Regions from separate parts of the Homo sapiens genome. Here regions 2 and 3 are each linked to region 1. The links are chromatin contacts, found by Hi-C or POLR2A ChIA-PET in ENCODE. All regions are on one chromosome and are shown on one strand. Each heading gives the region's core, a stretch centred on a gene start or an enhancer-like site at or near the end of the contact. The rest is flanking DNA. Distances are from core to core; before and after follow the strand shown.

What was found. A loop is a pair of places that touch in the nucleus more often than their neighbours do. ChIA-PET counts read pairs that join two places held with the same protein, here RNA polymerase II (POLR2A). Pooled maps may share reads with other maps.
Region 2: a pooled map shows a loop between it and region 1 (27-fold over the local background). The contact joins the promoter of THAP8 here to the promoter of SIPA1L3 in region 1. A Hi-C loop is called at or near these places in 8 of 50 pooled maps. POLR2A ChIA-PET finds 5 or more read pairs at or near these places in 2 of 52 experiments (CD4-positive, alpha-beta T cell and activated T-cell).
Region 3: a pooled map shows a loop between it and region 1 (4-fold over the local background). The contact joins the promoter of CAPNS1 here to the promoter of SIPA1L3 in region 1. A Hi-C loop is called at or near these places in 1 of 50 pooled maps. POLR2A ChIA-PET finds 5 or more read pairs at or near these places in 2 of 52 experiments (GM10248 and MCF 10A).

The regions. Positions count from the first base shown.
Region 1 is chr19:37,905,725-37,908,814 of GRCh38, forward strand. It overlaps SIPA1L3 (signal induced proliferation associated 1 like 3), which reads left to right and starts at 1,484. Exons shown (of 22, transcript NM_015073.3): 1 at 1,484-1,634. WDR87 (WD repeat domain 87) reads right to left here and starts at 870. Exons shown (of 6, transcript NM_001291088.2): 1 at 775-870. RefSeq lists a silencer at 1,596-1,835 and an enhancer at 2,136-2,195.
Region 2 is chr19:36,052,674-36,055,763 of GRCh38, forward strand. It overlaps THAP8 (THAP domain containing 8), which reads right to left and starts at 1,612. Exons shown (of 4, transcript NM_152658.3): 1 at 1,462-1,612. The coding sequence starts at 1,544. It overlaps WDR62 (WD repeat domain 62), which reads left to right and starts at 2,224. Exons shown (of 32, transcript NM_001083961.2): 1 at 2,224-2,475. The coding sequence starts at 2,299.
Region 3 is chr19:36,138,637-36,141,726 of GRCh38, forward strand. CAPNS1 (calpain small subunit 1) reads left to right here and starts at 1,430. Exons shown (of 11, transcript NM_001749.4): 1 at 1,430-1,521; 2 at 2,361-2,584. The coding sequence starts at 2,376. LOC105372385 (a long non-coding RNA gene) reads right to left here and starts at 1,346. Exons shown (of 3, transcript XR_935954.3): 1 at 1,255-1,346. RefSeq lists enhancers at 1,697-1,746, 1,837-1,896.

The DNA of each region.
Region 1 (3,090 bases), core at 234-2,733:
TTTTAGTTTTAGTAGAGATAGGGTCTTGCTATGTTACCCGGCCAGTCTCCAACTCCTGGCCTTAAGTGATCCTCCTGCCTCGGTGGCTCAAAGTGCAGGGTATATTTCTCTTAGCTAGTATTGCTCTACATTGTTGTAGTCTGGTGGTGGCCTGATATCCCTACTGGACTGAAAACTCCCTGAAGGTAGGAGTCCAGTCTGTCTGGATTTCTCTTGTGTCTCCATAATCACCCAACCTGACATGGAATAGGTGGTTAATCCATTTTTGTTGAATGAGTGGAAAAATGTGCTCTCCCAGGAAGAAACATATGCTTCCCAGCTTCAAGTGTTAGTGAACATCTTCCTAGAAGGCAGGCTGAGGCGGAAAGGGTATTGACTCCGGCTTCTCCACCAGAGGACCTTGCAATTCCAGTCAATTCCCTCGGTAACTCTTATGGAGGAGTGGCAATATACCTTAAAAAAGGAGTGTGTGTTGCGGGGTATTCCGCTGCTTGGTTATGTCACCAGGTGGATTAAATTTGGACAAAATTTCCCAAGGTGTAGGTACTCTACAAACACTAGTTACCCTCAGGAATGTGCGATCAACAAAAGAATGCAAGATAACAAGGCCCCTAGGCAGCCCCTGGGTCTTGTGGCTCCCGTCGAAGGCAGAGCTCTGGAGCCGCCTACGCCGGGGACAGGCGACTACACCTGGGGCCCCTCACCCTCGGGCCTCCTGCACGTGGCAGGGAAGGCAGGGCGTCTCTATCTCAAAGCATTGGCTGCGCCTGTTACCTGCGACAGGATTCCCGACAAGGGACGGGTACGGCGTGTGCACTCAGGAGCTCCTAGAGCTAGGGGCAGCAACTAAGAAGCTACCTGGCGGATGTTGCGAGAGGACTCCGCCCACAGAACGGTTGGCCCCCAACCCCGCAGCCGGCGGACTTCCCGAGGCCAGGGGTCTGAACGCGCGTGCGCATGGGCGCGCGCCCGGCGCGAGAACGCGCGCGCGCTCTCGAAAGAAAAAAAAAAAAAATCCTCTCCGCGGGGTCCCGCGGCAATTTAGGCCGGGGTCTGCCGACGACCGCGCGTGCGCGGGCGTGCATCTACGCCCTCCTCCACCGCCCCCTCCGCTGGGGGTCTAGCGCACTGCTCCGCTTCCCCCGTTTCCCCCGGGCTAGCGTCCTAGGGGTAAGTGACTCGAGCCTGGCAGAGAGTGAGGGAGAGGTTCCGCCGAATGAAGGGAGGAGGTAGACGGGGCCAGGAGAAAGGAGAAACCGCCCCGGCGGGGCGAAGAGCGCGGCTCTCGAGCTGTAGTCTGCAGGAGACACACCTCCCTCCCTCACGCCCCTCGGGGCTGCGGAAGTGCTCTACAGACTGGAGCTGCACGAAGGCGACCAGCGGACTACCGTTCCTAGGAGGCAGCGCGGCGGTGCGCCTACGGCTCCCGGCAGCCCCCGCGCGCCATTCTCTTTTTGAGTTCGCGGCCGGCTAGGGCGAAACTACAGTTCCCAGGAGGACTCGCGCGAAGCGGCTTGGAAGTGGGCAGCCTGGAAGTCACTCGGGCCACCGGAGCTGGCGGCGTCTCCAGCGAGCGGCGCGGAGCTGGACGCCGCGATCGTGGGGCCCGCGAGGCGGGCAGCCGGGGCGTCCAGGTACGTGGCTCCGGGTGCAGGATCGGCCTCGCGCAAGGGTGGCGGGGAATCGGTGGCTGCCCGGACCCCGAGGGTCAGCGCGGGCGGACGGCCGGGTGTGGGTACTGGCCGTGGGGGGCGGCGGCGCCGGGACTCGCGCCCTCCGGACCCAGCCGGACTCGTGCCCGCATGGCTCAACTTTCCAGGCGTGCACCCCGGCGCTGTGGTGAAGAGCTTGGAGGCGGGGAGCGGTGGATTCGCGTCCCGGCTGTGCCACTCGGGAGCCGCGATCTGGGAAAACCGCGCCGAACCTCAATTTCCCCTGCAGTAAAACGGAGTAGGAGAGCATCTTGGCGGAGACTCTGTTGAGATAATATAATAAAACATTTGGCACATAGGAGGCACTTACTACGTATTTGGGTTATTGTTAGCTCTCCGAAAAATGAGGTGAAGATGTTATCGATTGCATAGGGTGAGGATTAGTTGAGCGTGTGCATGTAAAGAGGTGAGTCCTTAGTTAGCACCCAATGCAGGCTAGCTGCTGTTAACCGAGATTATTTTGTTAAGAGCGTTGGTTTGGAAGGCAGAGAGACCCCAGGTTCAAATTTGAACATTTACCAGCTGTGTGACTTTGGGCAACTGGCTTCACCTCTCTGTGCCTTGGTTTCCCTATCTATAAAATGGGGATTTAAATAGCAACCACTTCGTCGAGTTGTTTTCAGGATGCAGTGAGAATACCATGTGTAAAGTGCTTAGCACAGCAGCTGGCATATAACGCTCAGTAAATGGTACCATTTATTCAGCGTTTTCCTAGTGGCCCAGAGACCCTCTGAGGGTGGGGCTCTGGCCGTAGTATTGGTCACCCCCGAGGGCCAGATTCAGAACTGGTCCAGTTGACTTCCCTTCCTACTACCTCAGGTTCCTCATTTACAAAATGGGATAATAACAAGATCACTCTCAAAGGGTTGTAAGGATTTGCTGAGATTGTATTTCTAGTCCAGCGCCATCTCTCACTAAGTAGCAGCTCTTATGTATTATAATTGTTCTTCAATATTCTCCATCTGGCCCAGAGACTGCCTGACTGTGGGCTGTGACATGACAGCCCTGAGCTCCCCCACACATTTGCTCCCATCCTCAGTGTCCCATCTGTGGAATGGTAGTCATAGGACTTTTGTGCCAGGATTGTTTGGATGGTTCCAGGAGATAATTCATGTTTAGTGCTTTGCACAAGGCCCGGCACACAGTAAGTGCTTATTAAATGATTAAATGTATCTTGCTGTTTTTTTTTTTAATAGGCCCTTTTTGCTTCTGTTTGTACCTACATGGCAGAGTGAGCACAAAGTTAGTGTTTTTTTATCTTCCCCCTCCCTCCCAAATTTTACTTACCAAAGATTAAATTATGGAACACACTATAGTAGAAAGGCCTAAGAAGAAATGGGTCTGACCTGCCATCAGCAGTCCCCTGCTCACACACCCC
Region 2 (3,090 bases), core at 362-2,861, 1.9 Mb before region 1:
ACATAGATGTAGAATATTGTGTCCTTATCTGAAGCTCCAAACCTGGATTGTAAATAGGGACTGCTTTTCTGTGTCAAAGTGACTTAGCTCCTCCAAGCAAAAGTGAGATGTTTCATTCTTACTTGATGTGATTTCAAACAGCAAAGTTTGTGATCATCTCTGACTTTAGACAACCAAAGTTTCCTACTAAGAAAGCAGTAGACACTCAAAGGATGGGAATTCTGCCACTTTACATCTGCAGTATGTCCAAGAGAAATATTTTTTCCTGGCTGGGTGCAGTGGCTCACGCCTGTAATCCAAGCACTTTGGGAGGCCGAGGCAGGAGGACTGCTTGTGCCCAGGAGTTTGAGACTAGACTGGACAACATAGGGTGATCCCATCTCTCTCTTTAAAAACAAAATTTTTTTTTTTGAGACGGAGTCTCACTCTTGTTGCCCACGCTGGATTGCAGTGGCCTCATCTTGGCTCACTGCAACCTCTGCCTTCTGGATTCATGCGATTCTCCTGCCTCAGCCCACGGAGTAGCTGGAATTACACGCATGAGCCACCACGCCCATCTAATTTTTGTATTTTTAGTAGACACGGGGTTTCACCATGTTGGCCAGGCTGGTCTCGAACTCCTGACCTCAGGTGATCTGCCCGCCTCGGCCTCCCAAAGTGCTGGGATTACAGGCGTGAGCCACCAAGCCTGGCAAAAAAAAAAAAAAAAAAAAAAAAAAAAAAAAATTTAAATTATCCAGGCATGGTGGCGCGTGCCTCTGGTCCCAGCTACTTGGTAGGGTGAGGTGGGAGGATCACTTGAGCCCGGGAGGTCGAGGTTGCAGTGAGCTGTGATCGTTCCACTGCATTCCAGCCTGGGCGACAAAGCGATCTTGTCTCAAAAAAAAAAAAAAAAAAAAGCAAAGAAATGTTTTTTCCTAGTAATTCTTCCACCAACTGGCTTATGTCAGCCAGATAAATAAGGAGACAGATCTTTTACAGTCGAAGCTAATTCTGACTTTCCCAAGTATGACGAAAGAGGTAAGGATGACATTTTTTAAACCTAAGCAACAAGAAGAATGAAGCACGCTACTAAGATAAGACAGACTGGAAGGTTTTGGGGAGACACGATCGCAAGCTCAGTTTCGGATGCTCTGAGTTTCAGATGGCTCAAATGCGTGGGGAGGGCAAGTGGGCATCTGCAGGCTCTCTAACAGCCTGCACCGACTTCACTTCTTACATCCCTTTCACTCTTCGGCTCGCTTCGCTCGCTATCTGTAGTCAATCGTCTACTCCTGTTTCCCACGCCTGCACCTTTGTATGTGCAATGGACACTGCCAGGAAGGCCATCTCCTCATGGTTTAACCCCACTTCCTAACACCCTCAAGCAAGACCAGAAGCCCCGCACAGCAGCACTAATGCTCGGGCCCCACCCCTCTCAGGGTCCCGCCTCCCTCAAGCCCCGCCCCGCGCTGCGCTCACTTGTAGAAGCTCACAGGGCGGTTGTCTGCACCCAGGCGGCCCGCAGTGTTGGAGCAGTTCGGCGCCCTGCAGTACTTGGGCATGGCTATCCAGCCCCCGCTGAGTTTTGCCGGGTCAGCGGCTGCACTTTGGTTCTCGCGGAGCGCCGCCTAACCCCGCCCCACCCGCGCTCGCCGCCTGCCTCACGTGACGTCCGTGGAGTCTCGTCACGTACCGGGGAGAGAGCTGAGAGCGCCTGCCTACTAGGCGCCCCTCCACAGTGCCACAGTCCCGCCCTCGTCACGTGACGAATGGGCCATAGCGAGTACTGTGCACCTGCGCAAAGCCGGCCCTTCGTCACCCCGACTTTCATCACGTGTTGGGGGGAAGGGCGGCGTCACGGCGTTTCTGAGCCTGCGCCAACCAAATCAACTGGCTAGTCAATCTCTTACGGCTCCACCCTACGCCTACATCCGGGCAACCGTTGGGGCGCACATAGTTCCTCTAGGTGGCGGCAAAAACCGAGGTGAGGCGGCCGTGGCCTTAGCCTCGTAAAAATTAAAACCTGTATGTTTCAGCGAATAATGAAAACGCAGTCTGGATGAAAGACCCCATGACGCTTAATCAGGCATCCAGTACACTGGCTGTGGCCCCGCCCCGCCAGGCACTCGCTCCGCCTCTTCGCCCCCATTGGTTCTAAGCGCCGCCCGGCATCCCTGCGATTGGCTAGGCCGGGCCCGTCGCGTCCAATAGGCGGTGGCGCCGGCTTTCCCGCGGCTGTTCGCTGTTCCAGTGGGTCGTGGCGGTGGCGGCAGCGGCGGTTAGGGGATGTAACGGTCGCCCGCCTCCGGCGTGACGATGGCGGCCGTAGGGTCCGGAGGCTATGCGCGGAACGATGCAGGGGAGAAGCTGCCCTCTGTCATGGCGGGAGTTCCGGCGCGGAGGGGCCAGTCCTCCCCGCCCCCCGCCCCACCAATCTGCCTACGGCGGCGGACGCGACTCTCGACGGCCTCCGAGGAGACGGTGCAGAACCGGGTGAGAAGCTGCTCGCCATGTCTACCCCAGTTCCAGGCTTCCTAGGTTTCCCCTAGTCCCGTCCTGAGAACTGTGGCCCCGACATCAGCCCCCGGCCAGTCCCCTCAGGTTGTTCCCTGCCATGCCTCGTCCCCTAACCCCCGCCCCTTTAGCCACGGCCCCTCCCACTTTCTCCTCGCTGCTTTCCCGGCTCCACCCTCAGCGTTGGAGCAATTCGGGGGTTCCTCGCTGGTTCCCACCCGTGGAAATGCATTTTGCTTCTGTAAATCACAGCCTAGTCCTGCTATATTTTAACCCCCGTTCTATCGCCTTTAGACGTCACGATCATAGCTCACTGCAGCCTCACTGCCCTGGCCCCCGCTGAGTCATTAAGGTCCCTTCGAGGGTTCGGTCCAGAGTGTTACCTGCCCCAACTCTTCCTCGCTTCTACCCCGCCTTCTCTCACCTTCTGCGATCTCTATCCTTTTTCCTCACCAAGGTGGGATTCTTAATCCATATTGTCACTCAAAACTATGAGAAAGACGTGAGAAGTTATTTATAAAATCTCTGCAGTGCTGCCTGGGGAGGAGGGCGTACAGAACAGTTCCCTAAATCCTGAGACAGAAAAATGGAAAG
Region 3 (3,090 bases), core at 180-2,679, 1.8 Mb before region 1:
TCATTTAATTTTGATAGGGGGCCTAGTGGTATGGAGCAACCCATGTTCCCATTTTACAGATGAGAAAATCGCTGCTCAGGAATATCAAGCCACTCTTTTGGGGTTGTGCAGTTATTACAGGGCACAGCCAGGATTCAACTCAAGCCTAGCCAGCCTGCAGGGTAGGGGATAAGAGCCAGCCAGCCTGCCTGGGGGCCAGATTTAGCTCCCCCCGATGAGTCCTGAAAAAGTACTGGACTCCCGTGGCTCATGCCTGTAATCCTAGCACTTTGGCAGGCCGAGGCAGGTGGATCACCTAAGATCAGGAGTTTGAGACCAGCCTGGCCAACATGGTGAAACCCCGTCTCTACTAAAAATACAAAAATTAGCTGGGTGTGGTGGTGCATGCCTGTAATCCCAGCTACTCGGGAGGCTGAGGCAGGAGAATCGCTTGAACCTGGGAGGCAGAGACTGCAGTGAGCTGAGATGGCGCCACTGCACCCCAGCCTGGGCAACAGAGCAAGACGCTGTCTCAAAACAAAAAAAAAAAAAAAGAAAAGAAAAGAAAAGAAACCAGGCTATGTAAAAATATTATTGTAAAAAATTAAATTAAATCAAAAAAAGGCCGGTAGCCCATACCTGTAATCCCAGTACCTCACAGTACTTTGGGAGGCTGAGGCAGGAGGACGGCTTGAGGCCCGGAGTTCAAGAGCAGCCTGGGCAACATAGCGAGACCTCCGTCTCTATTATGTAAAAACAATAATATTTTTTAAGTAAATAAAGAAACCAGGCCGTGGCCAAAGGAATCTTCCTGTGTCTGGGGCCTTCTTTAGAGGCTAGCATACTGAGGACACTCTTTGGGCCAGTCCAGGAAGGAATGATTCTGGTGGCCCCTGACTGGGGCGGGGGCGTGGTAAGGTTCGCCTGGGAGGCGGCGCAGGCGCTGCCTGCGGTTTGACTGCCATCCGGGCTGCTGCAGGCACTGGGAAAGGCAATCCAGCCTCAATCCTCGCCACAGACACGGGCGACTGTCCCCCAGCGTGTGAGTCAAACCATACTCCAGGCCTCCAGGAGGTGTTTGTCGCGACAACACCTGCAGAGGGCCCGTGCGGAGTCCCTTAGTGAGCGGACCGAAAACCGCCACCCTGGAAGGATATTGGCATGCCCTAGGGTGAAAATTCACACTACGACACTCGGGGGGTGGGTCCCCTCCGAGTTCTCGTCCGCGGGTGCCTCCACCCAGACCTGAGGGGTGTCGGGAAGACCCCCGCCTACCGAGTCAGGGCGGGATTAAGACCTCCGGCGCTGGAAACGCGTAGGGCGGGGCCCAGACCTGGATCCAGCTAGCCGGGCGGTGTGGGGTGCGCATGCGCAATGTCCGCTTCGGCTCTAGGACCGCGCGGGCGACAGCAGGGCCGCGGTGCAGTGTCCGACCCGAGAGTTGCGGCCTGAGTCACCGGCCCCGCCCTCCGGAGCCGGACGCTGCGGGAGGCCCGGGAGCGGCAGTGGAACCGACTCCCAGAACTCCGGACGTGTGCGGCGGTAAGCGCCCGGCCCGTACCCCCTCCGCACCCCGCAACTCCGACTTTGGCGGCCCCCAGACCCGGCGAAACCGTGAAGTCTCGGCCTCAGGAGCCCCCCAGATCCATGGTCTCAGATTCGAACCCTCAGACCTGTTCGATCTCCTTTTATGCCGTCCCGGGGACCCTTCTCCACCCTCTGTCTCATGATCCAAAATACAGGCCCATAGGTTTCAGAGATACCCTGTGAATTCTTCCTTGGGGTGTCCTGAACCGCGATCGTAGATCTGTGCCCCCAGTTCCAGCGGGGAACCCCATTGTCCGGGAACCCAGAGCTCACAGCCACGATCTTAGACCCGAGCCCACAGAGCCAGAGGTGACACTGGAATCCTGCCGCTGGGAATACCTAAATTCTCAAGCCCACATTTGGGATTTCCTAAACCCCGCCCTGGGGCCCTTTAGGCCGTGGATGTTTGCTCCGCGCCCATGACCTGCCAAGGACCTCTACATTCAGGCTGGGCTCTGGATCTCACATTCTAGCGCCCAGACATGTCGGGAACGCCTTACGCCAACTTGGGGTCCCCACCAAGAGAACCCCCACCAGATCTGCACCCTCCCCTTCACGCGTGCACCCAGTCCAGGCTCCCTCAAGCCCCACGGGTGCCTTTTAGACCTGAGGAGGTTGCAAACCTGATCCCCCATACCTGCCCCACCCATCCGCGGACAACCCGCCCTCGCAAACTCAGACCCCCACCCGGAGGCTTCAGATTCCTCCCAGGTCCAGCTGCCGGAAATGCGTGTTTGAAGGGAGGGTGTGGGCTCAGGGGCGAAGCACCCACTGGTCCCCTTTTTTCCCCCCAGCAGTGAGTCGCAGCCATGTTCCTGGTTAACTCGTTCTTGAAGGGCGGCGGCGGCGGCGGCGGGGGAGGCGGGGGCCTGGGTGGGGGCCTGGGAAATGTGCTTGGAGGCCTGATCAGCGGGGCCGGGGGCGGCGGCGGCGGCGGCGGCGGCGGCGGCGGTGGTGGAGGCGGCGGTGGCGGTGGAACGGCCATGCGCATCCTAGGCGGAGTCATCAGCGCCATCAGGTAAGGCGGAGACTATCAGAGGGGCGGGGCCTGGGAATGGGAGGAGCCTCAGTGAGGCGTGGTCTGGGAGGGGCGTGGTCTAAAAATAGAATAGGATTAACCTGGAGGCTAACCTGGGTACATGAATTAGGCCGGGGAGGCCTGGTTTGAGAGTTCTGCTGTAAGGGGGTGGACCCCAGTGAGGCGGATATCAGTCATTGGGGGCGGTGCTTGATATGGGAGTAGTCTGATTGTGTGGGACCAGGACAATGTGGTCCTGAGGGGACTGATGTGGAGTTTTGGCGGGTGGGGCTTATGGGTCTGGGCTCAGCCTGCATTGGCTAACCTGGAGATGAACGTTAAAGGTGCGGAGCCAATGCGTCTGAGTGACATTTTACGGAAGGGGCTTGACTTATGAGTGTGGTCAGAGGTTTTAGGTGGGTTAATGAGGAGGTGAGCCCAGGAGGAAGCAAGACCTAATGGGGTAGGGTAAATGGCCCAGAATGGGCTGGGCTTGCTGGGAACTG